Regions from separate parts of the Homo sapiens genome. Here all the other regions are linked to region 2. A link is a contact called in ENCODE Hi-C or POLR2A ChIA-PET data. All regions are on one chromosome and are shown on one strand. The core of a region is the stretch at or near the end of the contact, and the rest is flanking DNA. Distances in the headings are between cores, read along the strand shown.

Region 1 (3,752 bases), core at 507-3,006, 610 kb before region 2:
TAAAATATGAATCTTTTATTAAAACTGGATTACATTGTAACTATGATGAGGAAAACTGGATTTAAAATAATTTTGTTGTGGTTTTAGCTTAGAATTCTTTAAGGGAATTGCAGATAAACTACATAATTGCATGCATTTTTCTTTAAATTGTTCCTCAGAAGCATTAGTCAAAATATAAAATATCTGCAAAAATACGGTGTTAATTGTAAGGAAGAAGAAACTTAAACAGCTACATTGGTTAATCAAAGTTTACTTATACAAATTATACCTCCCCCCAAAAAACCTTTCTCTCATTTGATTAATTATGCATTTTTTCTTAACAATACCCCAAACTCAAAAGAATTTGAGACAAAGTTTTCTAACTGCAGCAGTTTAACCTGTAAAGGATAATGTTTAGCGGGGGAAATTATGTGGTCCACTCAATAACGTGTGACTAAGATATAAATAACGTGTGACTAAGATATGAACTTAAGTATAAATACTTAAGTTTATTTAATCACATTACCTAAGACATAGTTATGTTGTGACTCGAAGGCCAATGGGCCGCTGCTACATGAATTCATTAACAAAATTTAACGATGAATGATATTCCCGTTGTTTTGGTCAGGGAACTAATTTCTTTATTATGGCTTCTTTTCTCTACCTGTGTCTTCACCAAGGACATTTTGTTAGGACATATCCTTATGCTATTTTTACCTTGTTATCTCTCTGCCAACTTGGTTCACGTTGTGCTTTAATAACTATAAAATGAGCATCTCTAAGTCACTGCAGTAACCAACTATAACCTCTCAACTTCGTCATTTTCTTTATAAATGCCAATGCTAATGCATTTGTAGAACGTTTCACAATTTACAAACAGCTGGAATGGTTTGGCGTTTTCAAAAGCATATAGGCAAAGGGAGTTCTCAAGAGGTGACTACATTCTTCACTCACTTAAACTACGTAAACTTCGTAAACTTCCAGCCCTAGTTGCTCAACCCCCAGCATCCCACCTCGGGCAGAATCACGAAAAAAAAAAAAAAAAGGGTTGGAGACAGGAGTGGGGGGATATGCGGGGGTGTGGGGGGGGAGTAATAGGCTGTTAAATCATATTTCTCCCCATCTTCCACAGAGACCGATCAGAAAGGATTTCTTAACTGGCACTGCTGGCAGAGACGGAGACCGCGGCTGGGGCAAGTGGTGGGGGACGGCACTGAACTTCCCTAAGGACCCCAAGGGTTCAGCCGAGGGATCGGCACCCACTCCGCTCACAGAGGGCTCCCTCCCTACAGTAGGGAACGCACCCGAAACTCAGCCGACAAGGCGCAGGGGAGCAGGGCAAAGACATTGCAACCAGAAGCCCAAGGCCGGCCGACACTTTCAGACCCTGGGGCAGCCCCTGGTAGGCACCCCGCCGAGCCCGCAGGATGCGGCTCCAAGGCAGGGTTCGCCCGGGCCGGGGCCAGCGCGGACCACAGCTGTATGGCGCCCGGCGCCCTCCGGAGCTGCAGCGGAGCACGGCCAGAAGCCGCAGACCCCGAGCGCCTCTCTGCAGCCGCCGTTCCCGCCCCCGCCCCCACCAGGGGACCCGACACCTCCGTCTCCACTCCCCCCAGCCCACGTTCCCCCAACTCTTCTCACCCTGCAGGAGCCGGTGACCGGCGAAGGTACTTCTTTCCGCGTGGAGGGACTGTGCGCGTCCCGCCTGGCTGTGGGTAGGGGTCTGGGAGCTCTGGCCGCTAACACTTCTGCTCCAGCCGCTGGGAGTCCTCTGGCTGCCGCTGCCGCCGCCGCCGCCGCCGTCTCCAGCAGCAAGTTTCCATAAAAGTCCTGGTGTGCAGCCTGTTCCCGCATTCCAGGCGGGCCCAGCGCCGGCTGCAGCTGTTCCAAAACACAAGGCCAGTTCCCCCAACCCCCCACCTCCGCCGTTATCACCCGGAGTGGGGGTGGAGAGTTGAGGAGAAAAGCAGGGGAGGGGGACCGTGGCTGCCAACTTTCCGCCAGAATTTGTCTGTCTCCCGGCCCTAGGTGCGCGAGCTGACCCCCTAACTTTGGGCCTGCCTCCACCTCCAGCCAGGCCTGGGGAAGGAAGGCTGCCTCCGCCATGGGAAAGGAATGAGGCTGAAATGGGCTTCATTACCGGGCTGAAGCTGGCTCCCCCTACCCGCAACCAGTTTGCTCTGGGGCCCACTTCTCTCAGCTACTCTACCCGTCCTAGTTTCCAGTCAAGAAGCCAAGCCACTACATATCTTCTACTACCCTAAGCATTGACCTTTGGCCAAGTTTTCCTTTATTACAAAGAGCGTGGGGCAGCAATCCGGGAACACTTCATCTGTCTATTGCTCCCCTGTTCTTAGCTCCAGTCTTTAACTCTAAAAGGAGAGTTAAAAAAGAAGAAGAAGAAGAAGAAGAAGAAGAAGAAGAAGAAGAAGAAGAAGAAGAAGAAGAAGAAGAAGAAGAAGAAGAAGAAGAAGAAGAAGAAGAAGAAAGTTGAAGGCAGAGGAGGAGGAGGAGAAGAAAAGAAGGAATATATTTATATAAGTACAAATATCTTTATATTCCACCTTTTTCTTAATTGAAGGCAAACCATATCTGGTCTTTCTAAAGCTTCATAAAGGCATCTTTGACTATTAGACACCCACAGACCTTTTTCAACTTGGACCGCCAGCCTGTCAAACCCATCAGACAATACCATATTAAAACCCGAAATGCACACTCGGAGTATTTTTGGTGGACGAGATCTTTAATTCTTCACTGCACTTGAAAAAAAAATCGAAATGACATCCAGATAAAGAATAAAGGTAACCACTTCCACCTTCAGGCCCTAAGCAGACAGCGGTGCTCAGGTTATATTTCAGGGATGTTGAAAAGGCCTTCTGGGCTGGGCGCGGTGGCTCATGCCTGTGATCCCCGCACTTTGGGAGGCCGAGGCGGGTGGATCACTTGAGGTCAGGAATTCAAGACCAGCCTGACCAACATGGCAAAAGGCCGTCTTTACTAAAAATACAAAAAATTAGCCTAGTGTGGAGGCACACACCTGTAATCTGAGTTACTCAGGAGGCTGAGGCAGGAGAATCACTTGAAGCCAGGAGGCGGAGGTTGCAGTGAGCAGAGATCATCCCACTGCACTCCAGTCTGGGTGACAAAATGAGACTCTGTCTCCAAAAAAAAAAAAAAAGGCCGGGCGCGGTGGCTCCTGCCTGTAATCCCAGCACTTTGGGAGGCCAAGGCGGGTGGATCACCTGAGGTCAGGAGTTTGCGACCAGCCTGGCCAACATGGTGAAACTCTATCTCTACTAAAAATGCAAAAAATTAGCCGGGCGTGGTGACGTGCGCCTGTGATCCCAGCTACCTGGGAGGCTGAGGTTGAAGAACCCACTTCGCTTGAACCCGGGAGGCTGAGGTTGCTGTGAGCTGAGATGGCGCCATTGCACTCCAGCGTGAGCAACAAGAGTGAAACTCCCTCTCTCTCTCTGTTTCTCTCTCTCTCACACCCGTACACACAAAAGGCCTTCTACTCAAATATAACTCTGTTCCCCAGTCCCATCCCCACAGTATTTACTCAGGATGGAAACTTTTCTAAGGAGGGTAAGCCATTCATTCCTCGATTACAGAAAAGTTCAAAATTGGTAATTAAAATTATTTAAATGTACCGAACTACGGATAGTGATAGGTGGTCTTGGTAGTCTTGCTTGTGCCCTTGCTCTCTTTGATGCCATCACCTTGGCCTTCTTCAGTTCATGAAACTTTCTATGGGCAGTCTGGCTGCAGGG
Region 2 (3,509 bases), core at 1,009-3,508:
ACTAATCACATGGAGAACTGCCAGATTTTCCTTCCCTCTTGAGCTGCGCATAGCACAGATTCGTCTTACTGAAGGATGTAGCCTTTGAGGTCACCAGCAGTCTACTTCCATCTTCTCATTGTCCACAAGTGAATCTAAGTCCATTACTGTATTTCACCCAAGCAAGTTGACTTCCTTTTCTGGGTGTGCATTATTTATCCCATTCATATGCAGAAAAGTAAATAAGAAACATAAAACCTTAACAAAAAGGCCTGCCATAACTTATTTGCATGCACAGTGTAGATTTTAATAAACTATCAAACTTCTCTGTGGTTACCTTCCACCAAGGAGGAAAAACAGTACCCACATTTACAAAGAAAAAAAGATGTACTATGTAGGAATTTTTGCAATCACGTGGTCCTCCTACAGATGTTTTTAATGATTCTTTTAGAAGCGTAGAAATGAAATATATCTCAGTAGTAATCTTTGTGAGAAAAACCTTCGCCTCTTAATTTCCATATTTACTTTTTGAAAATAAAAACAAACAAAAAAAACAACTCTTAAGATTCCCACATATTCTCAAGACCTGTCCTTATGCAACACCACCTAATTATTTTCACGCAGGAGTAACACATTTGCTAGATTTGGGCTTCACATACCACGCTTGAGTTCAGTGAGTGGTTTACCTGGAAATCTTGACTTCAGATGACCTGAAAACGGTGGCTTATAGAGGTGAGAGAAAAGAAGACCTGTAATTATGGCAACCCATTTTAAAGATAGTTTAGGGAAACTGAGGCAAAATTATTTTCTCAAGTGGTGCTTTAAAATTCCTTTTAACAGAACAAATCCCCCAAACCGGGGGGAAAAACCCTCATGACCTTTAGTTTACGATATCAGTCTATCCGTTTTCAGAAATGGGGAACGAGGTTTGCAGTGAATGGATTTCTCCTTTCAGAGCTCGCTTAGGAAGCCTGGCTTGCTTCTATTCTTTTCTCCTCCTCCCCCCTACTTCAAGCAAAAGCACTTGAGATTCAGGAATGTTTTTAAATTCAAATACAAAGAGAAGGAAAGGAAGCCAAACGACCTGAGACAGGGGTTGTGGCTTAGAACAGACCAAGGTTCATTCCTCGAGCCTCCTCTCTCTCAGTCTCCAAGTGTCCCCCCATTCCCGGGTCCCGGTGCAGATGATGCTGTGCTGCGGTCTGAAGACTGAGCAACAGGAGTCCGCCCCCCTCGCAGCTCCCTCCCCGACCCGCTATCTCCAGGTGGGTTGTCGAGCACTGGCGAAACCTGCGGCCCAACCCTTCCTAGGCAACGGGAAAAACGTGCTCAGGAGTTCATTCAGCGAAAGCGCAGAGCAAGGCTGGGGGCCTGTCACCGGGGAGGTGGCACTTGATAGGTTGGGTTTTGCTTTTTGCATCTTCATCCCTCTCTTCCAAGCTGTCTCCAGGAAGGGCTGCCTTCGTCCACATTTCCTCTTTCCCCCAGGGGTTCCGACCCTCGACCAGCAGAGTGACTAGGGCTCTGGCTCCCTCAGTTTCGAGTCTTTACTCGCTGCTGGGCGACAGTGCAGCCACCTGACCTGGCCCTCGCCCCCAGAGAGTGCGGCCCGGCCGCGGTCTGCAGCCCACCCTGGGTGTCCACATCCGAGGGGCGCGATGGGAGCAGGCTGCTTTCAGAACCCTGCTGGAAGACTGAAACTTGATCTGTGAGATGCAGGCTTCTAAGCCCAGCCTTCTGACAAGGACCCTGGCAACCCGCGGGAAAGGCGACTACCCTCGGGGGAGCGGGCGAGTGCGCTTCTACAAGCCCCTTCATTACATGCCCCGTGTGGGGAAGGTGGGACGGGGCGCGGCTGCCTCAACCCGAACCCCTGAGATGCAGTCCCCGGATGCTACCGCCCGTCGGCCAGCTCTAGCCCTACCTCAAAAAGCTGAGGGATTTCCCTCCGGGCCAGATACTCCTTGGCATCGTTGGTGTTCATGGCTGTGCCGCGCGTGCCTTGGGGCGCAAGCGGGGAGGCTCCCGGGCTGCGGCGACCTGAGCCGGGGCTGAAGCTGGGGCTGGCAGAGTCCGCGCCGAGCAGCGGTGCAGCCCTCTTTCTCACGCGCACTCAGCTCAGCCTCTCCGCCCAGGCCAGGGACCCCCTCCGCCTCTCCCCGGGGGCTGTGGTCTCCGCGCTCCCGCCGCCCCCGCTTCGGTTCCAGCCCCCGAGCCGGAGCTGCAGGCGCCGAGCAGCTGTGCCGCGGCTTCCCGGGCTGCCAGGCAGCGCGGCCGCCAGGGGTGGGGCGCAGGGAGCGGAGGAGGGAGGACAGCGTGGCGAACGCAAGGCAGCAGCCGGCCCGCCTCTCCGGTTCAGCGCGCCGCGCTCCGCGCCTCCCCGAGCCGGGTCTGCGGCGGCTGCCGGTCACGCTGCGCGGGCTGGCGCGAGGTGCGGAGGTGGGGGCGGGCACGCGCAAGGGGTCGTAGTCATACCCCTCGGTGCGGCACCGGCGCCAGAGCGCGACGCTTCACTGCGTGCGCCGCCCAGGGATGCAGCTACCGGGGACCAGGTGGCCAAGGGAACAGGGTCGGGGTCTGTAGGAACCTGCGACCGTTTCGCTTCTCCGGACCTTGTACGCACACAGACACACTCGCACGCACATACACGGTTACCTCCGGGTCTCCGAGGAACTCCCAGGAAAAACCTAATAGTCACAGGATTTATCATTTATTCCTAAGGTTACGGATCTTTCACTATAGGGAGCTGTGGGGAAGGGGGAAAAGGGGATTCATGGTGTGGAATCCAACCCTTCAGATAATTTTTAGATCTTGAGTATCTCTATCCTTCAGGAAAGTTTTGCTAGCTGGTTTCGAATTTTTACCCTGTCGGTGTCACAAATCTTTATAGACTTTAGGATAAGGCCTTAGTGTGAGCCTGAAATCCTAATCAACTGAAGGACTAATAAGTAGTCAACTAGTTAATTATCTCCATGGAGAAGAAGGGACAGTGGAGGAGAAAGGTGGGTGGTAGTGGAGAGCTAGAGATGCTTAAATTGCAAATGTGTTTAGTAGGTGGGGAGGGTGGGCATCATTAATTAGACCTGAAGAGTGTGCAGTCCGTGGACAGTGTCGTATCAGAGCACCCCTGGGGGAATATGAGTGAGTATGAGTGGGTGCGCTAAGGCATAATGGTTAATGGATCTTCCTGCTGCAGACCATTGTTAAGGTGTAACCCATCTTCCTCCTAGCTCCCAAGATGACTCAATTCCCTGCTAAGATGTCTTCACATTGCCTATTTGGGAGATAGTCCTTGCCCCCGGAGAATATGATCTCTAACTTCCCACAAAGCCTAACACTGTAGGAGGGTGTGTGAGAGAGGACACTTTGGTAGGCACTGGTATCTGGGGTCTGGCTGGAGAAAGAAGCAACGCTGCCACTGCTTTAAAAAACTATAGAGTCTGAATGTCCATTTCAAGTGCTTCTTTGCAGATCTTTTCTTGGTTCTATTTCTTGTTCCGGAAACAACTGCAGCTCAAGCCTTAACTACA
Region 3 (3,874 bases), core at 948-3,447, 700 kb before region 2:
AGAATCTCTTGAACCTGGGAGGCTGAGGTTTCAGTGAGCCAAGATCGTGCCACTGCACTCCAGCCTGGGCAACAGAGCGAGTATGTAAAAAAAAAAAAAAAAAAAATTGAGGTCCTTACATATTTTCAATATTCAGTGATAACTAAAATAAATTGAGATATACATAAATTTGTTTTGAGGGTAAATTATAGCACTGTGGTAAATTACATTGATCAAAAGATCTGATTGTATTGCCTAATTAATAAAATATGAAAAAATCAAGACATTTTCAAAATACAACTGGAAAATTTCTACCTAGCCGCACACCCAACACTGCTTTTACTGTTTTTCTATACATTATGATTAAATCTGTAGTCCCATACGTGCACTGATTTTTCAAATGCAAATTCCACCAAAATTTATAGGGATGGCCATGAACACTGAAAAAGATCATCAGAGCTATAAATGGATACTACTGCCTTAAAAGCTGATTAAAGGGAAATGATGGCTCACCTGTATCTACATTCATATTAACTGCTATTTTGGTGCTTAAGCAAATGAACACATTACTTTTAGGTTTTCAGAAAGAATGCAGCATATATATATTTCTCACAATTACTCTTAAGAGCTGCTGAAAAAGTATTTTTTTAGACCTAACCAAGTAAGACAAAATGCCACAAAGTCGAGAAAGTTCATTTTACCTCATTGTTTGTTATTTAAACAAATAATTTTGGAAAAAAAAAGTCACTGTGATATACTCAATAATAAAGAGTAAGACTTCTAAAGTATCCTCACGATTCCTGGAGCTTACTACTATTAACACAGTAAATTACATGCCACGATATGTTGGAGAAGGTCTGAAGAAATGTCTGGCATTACTTGGTAACTGAAGTACATAACATAAAATACCAATTTACACACACACACACACACACACACACACACACACATATATATATATATATACCTAGTCCTGTGATGACAATTCAGAATATGATCTTACATTTGAGTACCCACAGGATGGGGTGGGAGAAACTACGCCTAAGAAGCTACAAAATCTATTTTGGTCAAGAAACAATGCTGTTCTTAACTTAAGAGACCTTAACAGGCCGGGCGCAGTGCCTCGCGCCTATAATCCTAGCATTCTGGGAGGCCGAGGCGGGTGGATCACGAGGTCACGAGATCGAGACCATCCTGGCTAACACGGTGAAACCCCGTCTCTACTACAAACGCAAAAAATTAGCCCAGACGTGGTGGCAGGCGCCTGTTGTCCCAGCTACTCGGGAGGCTGAGGCAGGAGAATCGCTTGAACCCAGGAGGCGGAGGATGCAGTGAGCCGAGACCGCGCCACTGCACTCCAGCCTGGGTAACAGAGCGAGACTCTCAAAACAAACAAACAAACAAAAAAAAACCCTTAATAAAAATGGCCATGGACACATACATATACTAGGTTATTAAATCTGGCTAACACTGAACTTTAAGAACAATCACGTTTTTGGATAAAGAAAAGGGCAGTCATACTTTTAGAGCCTCATCCACATTATTTTAAACAAAAAACTTAAAATATGGTCGAGAACTAACAGGCTTCCAGCCTGAATTCAACACCCACCCTCGTGATAAAACTAAAAAATCGGACAGTCTGTAAGTAAAATACAGGGACACTTTACTACCCTGAAAATCATGCTGGGTTCCCGCTACGCCGGGCAGACGTTTTCAGGAGCATCACCGCGCGGCGTCTCGGACGCACTTCTCCTGGCGCCCTCCGGGCGGCAGCGCTCTCGAGACACTGTTGCTTCGCCGTCACGCCCGTCGTTGTCACGCCCTTCCCCGCGGACACCGAGAATGACCCATAGCGGAAAATTCTACCGCACTACCTCCCTGAGGCAGCGACCGGTAAGAAACAACCTTTTCTTCAGGCTTCCCACCACCCAAACACAGTCGCAGTCAACTGGCCACTATCACCCACCACCCTGCAGGAACAATTACCCAGCCTCACCCCAAGAACGCGCGGAGAGGAGGTGCCAAAAGAAATTCTGTTCTCGCGAAGTCTTAAACTTAATCCTCGCGACGTCTCTGTTCCTGTCGTTCTTTCTCAGCCCTAACCCACACCAGCGCGTTGCCTCGGAAACATCGCGAGATTTTGTTCCTTCAGTCTCCGCCCCTTTACGGCACGATGGTCGCGCAAGAATGTAATAGAGCTTCGACGGCCGCCATTTTCTTTCTTTCTTAGCTGTTAGCTGAGAGGAAGTCTCTGAACAGGCGGCAGCGGCTCTTATAGTGCAACCATGGCAGACTATTCAACAGTGCCTCCCCCCTCTTCTGGCTCAGCTGGTGGCGGTGGTGGCGGCGGTGGTGGTGGAGGAGTTAACGACGCTTTCAAAGATGCACTGCAGAGAGCCCGGCAGGTAAGTGTGGACCGCGCGGCGGAATCCCGAAAGCTCACGGTAATTGGCCGCTGACTGAGTAGGCCGCTACCCTTAAGCGCATGAGGAAGAGGAAAGAGGTGTTCTTCCGGGCTGAAATGTGAAGAGACACGTTTCCCCATGTTGGTAATAACGATTAGAGACCAGAACCCAGTTTTGTGTTCTTGGTGCCTAATCCACTTAGAACCCCGACGCGTGCTACGCAAAGAAGGCCTGAAGTCTTTCTCCCGCTTCTGCGGCACTCGCGTGTCTCCAGTGAGCTAGTTTAGATAAAGATCCTCTTCCAGGGGATAAAGCGCAGTTAGTTTCACACAATTTAATGGAAGGTTCTGGTAATGAGTTTGGGAAAGAACTAGGGTCTGTCCTGGAGCCATAGCAAGGGAAGGGATTTATCATTAAAGTAGCCTTTACAGCTCATTTCCGTTCTCTCTCGCAATTAAAACCGCTTTCAGTACCATTCACCGTCACACCTCTACAAGGAAGGGACTTGAAAGCAGCCTTTTTCTGGGCGGGATTTACGTGTCAGTCTGTTCCACCAGTCCGCCCCCCTTATTTCTCAAAATGGCCTCAGGCCCATTATACCAGAGGTTTCAATTTGAATCTGCCTCTCAGTTCAGAGTCGTAAACTGACCAGACCTCTTTGTATTACGTAGTGCGTGCATTTGCCCTGAAGGCACCACTTTCCCAGACGAAAGCTGTTAAAATAGTGCGTGTATTCCAGGAAAATAAAAGATACCTTAATTTGAACTTTACATTCTTAGATAGTCCCCTAATATATTTAACATTTCAAAATGTATGGTGTTGGTATAGATTTGCATGTAAGCAAAAGAATCCTATTCTCTGTGACACTATGCATATTGTACTAGGTGCTGGGCATTTTTTACTAGTTTTAAGCTAATGATAATTAGAAACCAGTGTTGTGCTGTGTTTTCGTTGCATTAGGAGTTCACTTAGTTAACTTTTTACCGGGACAGTTGAAGGAACATTGAGTCAAAATTAGAATTCATAAAATCCGTTGTAACACATCTAATGTGAACGCATTATAAACATGTACCTGTACTTTTTTATAACCAGAAATACTAGGAGTAGTCAACAAAAGGTCATCATTAATATTAGTTCTGCGGTTTTTTCCACGTAATTTAAGAAATTCTGAACATGTTTAGCAACAAGCATATAACTATGACAAACACTCTTAGCGTGTTTTATTAGATTGATTTGTAAAACTTAAGGGAACTATTTTATTTACTGGAACCAACTATTTTATTTTACCAGAACCAGCACATTGGATTAATTGGTATCGCACACTGTAGGTAGATACTGGAGTTTTGTTTTGTTTTGTTTGAGACGGAGTCTCCCTCTGTCGCCCAGACTGGAGTGCAGTGGTGCGATCTCGTCCCACTGCAACCTCTGCCTCCCGGCTTCAAGCAATTCTCCTGCCTCAGCCTCCCGAGTAGCTGGGATTACAGGCGCCC

Evidence for each region. A loop is a pair of places that touch in the nucleus more often than their neighbours do. ChIA-PET counts read pairs that join two places held with the same protein, here RNA polymerase II (POLR2A). Pooled maps may share reads with other maps.
Region 1: a map with no recorded cell type shows a loop between it and region 2 (4-fold over the local background). The contact joins the promoter of NEXN here to the promoter of AK5 in region 2. A Hi-C loop is called at or near these places in 1 of 37 single-sample maps with no recorded cell type.
Region 3: a pooled map shows a loop between it and region 2 (3-fold over the local background). The contact joins the promoter of FUBP1 here to the promoter of AK5 in region 2. A Hi-C loop is called at or near these places in 5 of 50 pooled maps. POLR2A ChIA-PET finds 5 or more read pairs at or near these places in 3 of 52 experiments (BJ, CD4-positive, alpha-beta T cell and activated naive CD4-positive, alpha-beta T cell).

What each region holds. Positions count from the first base shown.
Region 1 is chr1:77,886,628-77,890,379 of GRCh38, reverse strand. NEXN (nexilin F-actin binding protein) reads right to left here and starts at 1,756. Exons shown (of 13, transcript NM_144573.4): 1 at 1,621-1,756. It overlaps NEXN-AS1 (NEXN antisense RNA 1), which reads left to right and starts at 841. Exons shown (of 3, transcript NR_103535.1): 1 at 841-912; 2 at 1,112-2,780. RefSeq lists a silencer at 1,372-1,511 and an enhancer at 1,752-1,811.
Region 2 is chr1:77,280,768-77,284,276 of GRCh38, reverse strand. It overlaps AK5 (adenylate kinase 5), which reads right to left and starts at 2,258. Exons shown (of 14, transcript NM_174858.3): 1 at 1,904-2,258. The coding sequence starts at 1,963. RefSeq lists a silencer at 2,339-2,398.
Region 3 is chr1:77,977,395-77,981,268 of GRCh38, reverse strand. FUBP1 (far upstream element binding protein 1) reads left to right here and starts at 2,197. Exons shown (of 20, transcript NM_003902.5): 1 at 2,197-2,384. The coding sequence starts at 2,265. It also overlaps a transcript of DNAJB4 not described here. RefSeq lists enhancers at 1,724-1,783, 1,794-1,943, 2,254-2,383, 2,394-2,453, 2,464-2,513 and 1 more.